Linked DNA regions of Homo sapiens: region 2 is linked to region 1. The links are chromatin contacts, found by Hi-C or POLR2A ChIA-PET in ENCODE. All regions are on one chromosome and are shown on one strand. Each heading gives the region's core, a stretch centred on a gene start or an enhancer-like site at or near the end of the contact. The rest is flanking DNA. Distances are from core to core; before and after follow the strand shown. Region 1 overlaps SEMA3A (semaphorin 3A). Region 2 overlaps SEMA3A (semaphorin 3A).

Region 1 (4,035 bases), core at 833-3,332:
GCTGAGATGAAGAGAAGAGCATGTGCAGAACTCCAAAAACCCAGGGGAATATTCTAGAATATCCAATATAAATTATTAGACCTAGGATGTGTGCAGAGGCAAAATTAGTAGGAAAAAAAAACTCTCTTAACATTTCTATCTGGTTTGTTCTCAAACTGAAATATTTGTGTGGGAGGGAAAATGTTTGTTTTTCTATTTAGAAAGAAGACTTTGATCTACTAAGTACCCTAAAGGGCATAAAGGCTTTCTCTGTCCATGAGAAACAAAATCTCATTAGAAGATGGAATAACATAAAGGAGAGTATAGTATCCATTTCATTTTTATGGCCTTGGAGAAAAAAACCCATCAAGTTAAAGCTGCTTTTATGCTGCACACTCACATGTTGACAGCTGAGTCTGAAGAATTTACACTGTGGGAAAACACAGGCATTGTCCACAGCTCTGTACTTCATCTCTGAAAATGTGTAGTTCATTTGAGAATTCAGTTATCAGTCTCTCAGCACTAAACGTGAGAACTGATTTTTCCAAATTAGCACAAAGGTTACATCTGACAGGGTGCAAAAAACAGAACTGCTGCAAGATGGAAGATACAGATATGTTTGGGATAGAACCAAGGGACTCTGAATCACAAGCCTTGTGAAATTAAATACCATTACAGAATAAAATTGAAAACAATGTTTACACATTCATGCATAAAATAAATGAGTTTTGAGGCATCAGCATAGACTATACAATCATACGTGTTCCAGAATTAACACATTGCTTTGCAAAGTAGTTTTTAAAGGTCTTCAGGAATATTAAAATTAATTTCAGCATAGGACTTTATTTTTCTCAAATCAGTTCAACTCTTTTGGAAGAATCAGTTCACCTATTTTAGATGACTTTTAATTTTTGTTCCTGGTAAGGAAAAGCAAACAACCAAACAGTTCTCTAAAATTGTAACTTGAAATATCTTGATTTTTTAAAATGGAGTTTCACTACTTTCATAATTAGAAAATTTATATGATAATGCCAATAAATGTTTAAATTCAGTTTTAGCAGGAAAATTTAGGAATGAATAACACTTTCAGATTAAGAAACTTCAGACAATGGAGTCTGTTGTGTATTTTACATTTTAACATGTAATAACGTTCTTAAAACATCTTCATTAGTTACGATAAACCCTAATTTAGGGTTTCTAAATGTTATAACAATGTTTTATTTCAGAAAATATACTGCTAGGGGTTTGGCATGATGTACCAGTATTTTTTTCTTGTACTACATAAATTCTCTCAGTATTATATGATTTCAAATTTCAATTCCAATTTCAGCTTAATGTGGAAATAAAGTAAAATTGTTCTGTGTATATTTATAGTAAGGAAACAAATAAGTTTATGCTGCTGTTATCATAATGATATCTTAACATTTAGTATGAAAATACTACTACCTAGTTATTGTCCATATTAACCATTCATTAGAGCAGTTTATTTTTCTAGCTCACATTTATTTTTCTTATTTGATGGAGACTGTTTTCCAATATTGTTTATGTCTTGGAGTAATAGTGGGATGATACATGATTTGGAAGAAAGACTATCTTTAGAATGAGGCAGGGTTTCACTTTACTTTGGCCCTTACATTAATAAAATGAACAGAGGTACTACCTATCTCCTATAGTTGTTGTGGAAAAACGACCACATATTAATGTATAAAAAACACTGAGCAAGTTCTTGGTATGTAGTAAGCACTTAATAAATGCTAATTATCTGAGTATCCTTTATCCCACTTCTGTTGGGTGGAGCACGCTTAGGAAGCTTGGCCTGACTCACTCTGTGAGTGATTATATTTGAGTCAGGGTGAAAGGGCAGCCAGAGTCGGGTTTAATATATGAAACCACATGGATCCCAAGGCCTGGGGAACACAAACAGACCTAATTACAATGCCTGGAGTGTGACGCCTTCCCACTCATTTCAGGAAGACCTGTTTTCTTTTAGTGGAATTTCCTAAAAGGATCGTGCCTGTAGATAGACTAACTCACTTGCTCTTTTTCTGTAATTGAAATGGTATGCAAGTCATCACTTCACTTCCTCTCACTTGTAATATTCATACCCTGATGGCCTGCCCTTATTGGAATCAGCGTAGCTTCCTCTGTGGTCATGTACTAGGATATTTCGTACTCTCTTAAGATTCAAATTTCTCCACAACATGCGCTTTTAGAAAACTAGACCCAGTGATGAAACATATGACTGCAAATAAACTATGAATACGCAAGTTAACATTACACGTTACCAGATACCCAATCTCAAATCACTTGTACACTTGTACAGCTCTTTTAATACACTATTTCGATCTTACTATCTTTGGAGACATAAAAAACGTCAGAGTATCCAATTGCATTTTCTTTAATAACTAAAACAGATCATCTAGTTTTGCATAAAGTCAGACTTAACGATGATGTCATTTTTGATTATTTCTTTGGCTTAAGCAAGTTATAGTATTTTGCTGACCTTTGGGGAAAAAGCCCTCTATAAGCCTGTTTTATGGTTATTTGAGCAGATGAGTGTTAGAGAAGCTGAGTGATCATTCAGTTAAAACAACAGCAACAACAAAGGTCCTCTTAGTTTTTATAGTCAATGAAAGAAGAAAACAAGAATGCAGTATTTTAAAACGTTTGAATTATGTATTCTATGAGTAAGTAGTGTATGCATTAGCTAGCAATTCTGGAGTATCAATGTATAAAGTCACAGAAATAAAATGAGAATACTTAAGGTATTTTCTTGAAATTATGCTGAAAATTCAAATATGCAAACTTTAGAATAATAGTTATGTCTATACCTAAACACAACTTAGTAGTTTTGTTTCCTCAAGAATCTATTACTCAGAAACATTTTCGTCCCAACAAATAATGCACAGCCATTATAAATGTATCTTTTTAAACAATAAATATACACCATGAAATTATTCTACTCTCTAAATAATAATACATTTAATCAAATCACTAAATACATCTTTTTTTCATAAAGAACTAAAAGTTACCAAAATATACCATCACTTGATATCCTTTATCAAGGACATACTTTCTCTGTCACTTTTTGTCTAAGGAACATAAAGACTTTTAGCAAGTTTTTTGAAATTACTAATAAGGAAATATGAATAAAGCTTTGGAATAAAAATTAACTCATTAATGGCAATATATTTGAAAACTGGTTTTATTTTTTCCGGGCTTCTAAGAAAAGTGACCTGAATAAAATTGTTCACATTTTCCATTTGAATTTTTTTAATGTTGGGCTAAAACATACAACTCTCAGATGTGGCATATAGGCAGAAAATTTTGAATTTCTTACTTTGAAATTAACAGTTGATGAGAGTAGGAATCTAAGATTTAGAAGTATTATTATATTTTCTCAAGGTAATCCTGCTTTTTAAATGAAAGTTGATCAAAAAATGAGACAATATATTGGACAATTCTTTATATCAAAGGCAGCTTCCTTTTTCCTCTTGTTTTTTACATTTTTTTCTCTCTTGTCTCACCATCAGTTTAATGAATACACAGCCTGTCTATACCAATTTCCTCTTCTAGAGTCACTACATTCAAAGCTTGGTGGGTCTCAATAGGGATTTACTGCTGACTGGGTAATCTGGGTTCCTGTGTGCAGTGACATCAAGCAAGAGATTTACCAAGAGAAGTGGATGCCATGACAATGCATGTAACCATGGTGTGACCGGCCTCCCTGACATGGCTCTCAAAAGCTTTCCCTCTGTGAAAACAGAAGCCTGTTTGCAAATTAATTAGTTTCTGGCGGCAGCTTGATTGTTGACCCAGAGTTTGTAGAGTGGAAAAACAATCAGATTAGTGTGCTCAGGGTAAAAGACCAGTGTGCACTTGCGTGTGGCTTGCTCAACTATTGAAGCTATGAATGGGGTGAAACAAATTCTATTCTGAGAAGCCCAGGCAGAGGTTAAGTGTGATGAGCCTAGAGCTCCCCAACAGCAGGGGCTGGGGAATTAAAGGATTTTACCCAGATCAAGCTGAATGATGGGAAGCAATGCCATTGAATTT
Region 2 (4,035 bases), core at 532-3,031, 150 kb before region 1:
TTAATGTATTTCATGGATCTTTCAGGAATACGTTTAATTAGAGTTAATTAATATGATTGCATATGTTCCTAGTAATAAAAATTAATGTTAAATTGTTGTTATGGAGGCTATTATGCTTAATGTGAATAAATAATTGTATAGGGCATTAAATTTTCTATCATGTTTTCAGGTTTGCATTTTAAGAAACTTGCATTTTAAAGTTATCATGAATTTTAAGTTGCCTGTAAGAAATTGTGTATTTTAAATTATCCCAATTTTTCTCATTTTAACTCCAGTGACACACCTTTGTATCATAGCTCCAAAAGTCAAAATACCACACCTTCACAACTTTTGAAGAATTTCAAAATCTAAAGTCAGGATTATTTTGAATAATGTTTAATCTGATTTTTACAAAATCTTCCAAAATGACTAATAGTGATATAAATTTTGAATTGATCATTATCCAACAACTTCTATTTACAAAGTCATGATATTACAGAGTTACATATTAATCAACTAAGACATTGCTCTTGTCAAACCTTTATGAAAAAGTAATATGTGATAAATAATTCATTGCTACAAAGTTATAGAGGTAAAATCTCCAAAACTCATGACAGTATTGAAATAAGTTTTGCACTTGTAGTGAAGGTTTATTTTAAAAAGACCAGCAGTTGTAAACATACATTAGAACAAGTGTGATTCTTGGGATGACTTTTACCCCTCATGATTTCTAATGCACTATATAAAGGAATTACCATGATTTGCAGTTCTATGCTTCCACTAATAGGTGGCACTAGCAATTTGTGACAGCTCTTTCATTAATTTGGAAATGGGCAGGCTACTAGGGTAAATATGCACAGAATAAGGTGTGCAGACCAAGTTTGGAAAAATTGGCATAATAGTCATGAAATTTAACATTCACAAAACAGAAGAATTACTTAAAATGAAATTTGCTAAAGATATTGATGTGCTCTTTGCATGCATTTATTGGTACATTTTGATCCTGAAAAACTAAATATTTCTAAGTAAAAAGCAAATACATACATTTAAACTTAAATAAGGCTTGATATGTGAAATTAATCTGTAAAATGTAAAACAAAATAGTGAATGAAACAATGGTACTAAACAATTAGAATGATGGAAGCAGAGATTCATGTGCCTGTATATATTAAGTATCACATATTATATGATGTGTGCTTACCAAGAATGAAGTAGCCTGCCTGTGGCACATTATTACAGCCATTTATAGTTGGAGAGTAGGTAGTTGAAAAAGTAAAATAATGTTAAGAAAATGGCATTTGGTATATTTTTAAAAGACTGACTCCTTTTAATCTGTAGGTTCTTTAACACTGTTATCTTAATTAAGCATATAGAAGAATCAATAAATTCTATCTGACACAAATAAGTATGAATGTCTCCAGCTACTATCTCCCACTATTGCCAAGACATAAACATCAGTATAAATAGGCAATCCACACACTATTTCCAAACAGTAACAAAGCTGGAGTCTGTCAAACCCAGGATAAGGAAATATACAATTTATACTTGAATTGGGGAATGAAGATAAGCAAAAATAAAATCCTGTTGATAAATATGAAGAATAGTTTGGTCTTGGGAGTTTTTACAAGCTTAGGGTAAAATTTAAAGGAACCACACATTTTAAGGAATCTTGTCATCTCCTGAATGAGTCATTAAACCTGCATTTCCAGGTTTCCCTTGCTTGGAGAAATGTGGCGTGGGAAACTATGTTGACCAAAACTTAGAGTAACTTAAAGCGTTGCAGCAATCATAAACATGTCTTTAGATAAAATATAACATGACCCACTGGAGTCTTCATCAGCAAGCCAAATGAAGTTTCATTCTATTGAATATGTCAATTGACTCATTTAGTCTGTGAAACTGCTTATGTGAATCATCTTGTGCCAGATTCTGAGTTTCTAAAGGCTGGGTATGTAGTATTTTTCATCTTTATATTCTCAATGGCTAGCACAGAATTATTCATTGTTGAATGATTTTGTGCTTTATTTGGCACACCTTTTAAAAATTAACAAATAATATGCCTGTTAATAAAACAAAATTATTTTTGGAAATAATAAGAATGAAAATTTACAATAAATCAATTCATTATAAATGAATTGTGCATTATAATATATAGTAGAGAAAGTGAGTTTAGTGTTAGGTGCTAGGGCAGGAAGATATCAGTCAAGGCATTTAAGAGTGCACAAAGGATTGTGAGAGTAATACTATCTCCATAAACAGTATCTCCTTCTGAACCACACCTATTCCAGAACTGAATCAGAAAATATCCAGGTCATATTTGTTAGTCTGCAGCTAAGAGATAGGAAACATACAATAAATATGTTGGAAGGCTCTAGGAATCAGGAACCAGGCTGAGGAATTATTGCATTCCTTTGGACAAAAACCCAGATTTTCCTTGTCCTCTTATCAGGTCACAGTATATACAGCCAGAAAAGAAAGTGAGGTTTCTACTCTAAAACCAAGTAGTAGCTAAAGATAAGTGAAAGTATCCCATTCTCAGTCTTATTGTATCTGAATGTTTGTGAAGATCAAATCAGTTCTACCAAATGAAGTTGTAAGTGTAATCCTTGAGTAATTTCAATTGGTTCTTTTTCATTGTCCATACTTTTAGGAGAATCCAGACTTGGCTCTCTGACAGCTTGCTGAGATTTAGCAGTTCAGAGCCTTTCTTGCTTCCCCTCCTACACTTGTCAAGAGCAACACTTGCTCATTGCTCCCTAAGCTACATCTCCAAGTCATCCTTTTTCTTCCCTTGCCCTTGAGTTCCACAGCCTCAGAGTATGATCCACTTCCATCCTCAGACTTACTCAAGAGAGTAGATGTGATAGGAAATACCATGGGAATATTTGCTAAAGTGTGAACATGAAAAATATATGTTGAATTCTTTGTTTAAGATACTGATTGAGAGGGTGGGAGAGGATAGTAGGCTAATTTCCTTAGGCCACTTATATATAGATCTATAGATTGGTATTTAGAATAAAATGAACTTACAATGTTCGTTGGAAAATTCTTTTTTTTTTTTTAAATATGTAGTTATTGTGACATGGTAGAAATATTGCCAGGAAAGGACAATGGGACAACTACTAGCAGCATTGTTATTATGTACAAATCATAGTTATTAAGTGGTATTGAAAAATGATTGTGTAATCCAAGTGTAATCCAAACTCTTAGAAATGTATTTGGGCATAGCTAAAACAAAGTTGTTTACACCTGAGGTCAAATCAAGCTGTCAAAGTGCTTATGAATCTTCATAATATGGGTCAGAAATTTTGTTTTCTTTTAACCTTCAACTTTGAATTTCAAGAGAATAAATGCTGTTCCGTTGTTATTATCCCTTAAGAACTAGCTTAAATGAAAGTACGTTTTCATAAGTTCTGCAAACTTTATTTACAAAAGCACCATTATTAACTATTTCTTACTTGCGTTCTATGTATAAAATAGACACATAAAGCCACATAACTCATCTGTCAGATTTCTTTATGAATAGATTCTTGGATAAATAAAGTGAATATTGTAGAATTTTTGAGAAAGGTGATGTCACATCTACCTAAAGATTTTAGGGTGGCTTTTTAAACTAGGACCCAAAGAAGGTGGGCCTTGAATGATAGGACAAATATGAGAAGGTAAAAGTAGAGAAGAGTGGTGACTACTGTATCAGAAACTATTTCTTTGGATTTGATTTTCTTTTTAGGAAAACAGCAATATATTTAGAATAATTTATATGACTTAGAGCTGCAGCATAGCAGGCTAGGAACTTCATAGAGTAGAGTTGATACGTGGTTGTCTATATTTGACTGACAGTGAGATCAGGAGGGACAAGTGACACCTACTTGTGAGGACCTTCTAGAGTGGTCAGTCAGTTGGGCTTCTCTATTTCTTTTTTGGAATTTATCTACAAAATACAGAAGCAGGGTTATTTCTTACCAAAGGAAAAAAGAAAAGGACGTTGATTTTGGTTATCTGATGTAGAAAACACTTTTATTATCAGTTTTTAAAACTATAACATAAAATGATTTA

Evidence for each region. Hi-C counts contacts between places; a loop is a spot of excess contacts on that map. ChIA-PET counts read pairs that join two places held with the same protein, here RNA polymerase II (POLR2A). Pooled maps may share reads with other maps.
Region 2: a loop to region 1 is called in a map of dorsolateral prefrontal cortex, with 2.4 times the contacts of the local background. The contact joins two enhancer-like sites. A Hi-C loop is called at or near these places in 2 of 168 maps with a recorded cell type or tissue (PC-9 and dorsolateral prefrontal cortex) and 1 of 50 pooled maps. POLR2A ChIA-PET finds 5 or more read pairs at or near these places in 3 of 52 experiments (GM12878, H1 and activated T-cell).

What each region holds. Positions count from the first base shown.
Region 1 is chr7:84,040,263-84,044,297 of GRCh38, reverse strand. All of the region lies in intron 6 of SEMA3A (semaphorin 3A), which reads left to right. Among named protein-coding and RNA genes, the nearest start is that of SEMA3A, 150 kb to the left of the region's middle. Within about 2 kb of position 2,082, at least 6 of the 41 ENCODE cell types and tissues checked have a DNase peak (open chromatin) inside an H3K27ac peak, as active enhancers do; they include PC-9, where a contact is called at or near this core.
Region 2 is chr7:84,185,762-84,189,796 of GRCh38, reverse strand. The region is part of intron 1 of SEMA3A (semaphorin 3A); the gene reads left to right. Among named protein-coding and RNA genes, the nearest start is that of SEMA3A, 7.0 kb to the left of the region's middle. Within about 2 kb of position 1,781, at least 5 of the 41 ENCODE cell types and tissues checked have a DNase peak (open chromatin) inside an H3K27ac peak, as active enhancers do; they include PC-9, where a contact is called at or near this core.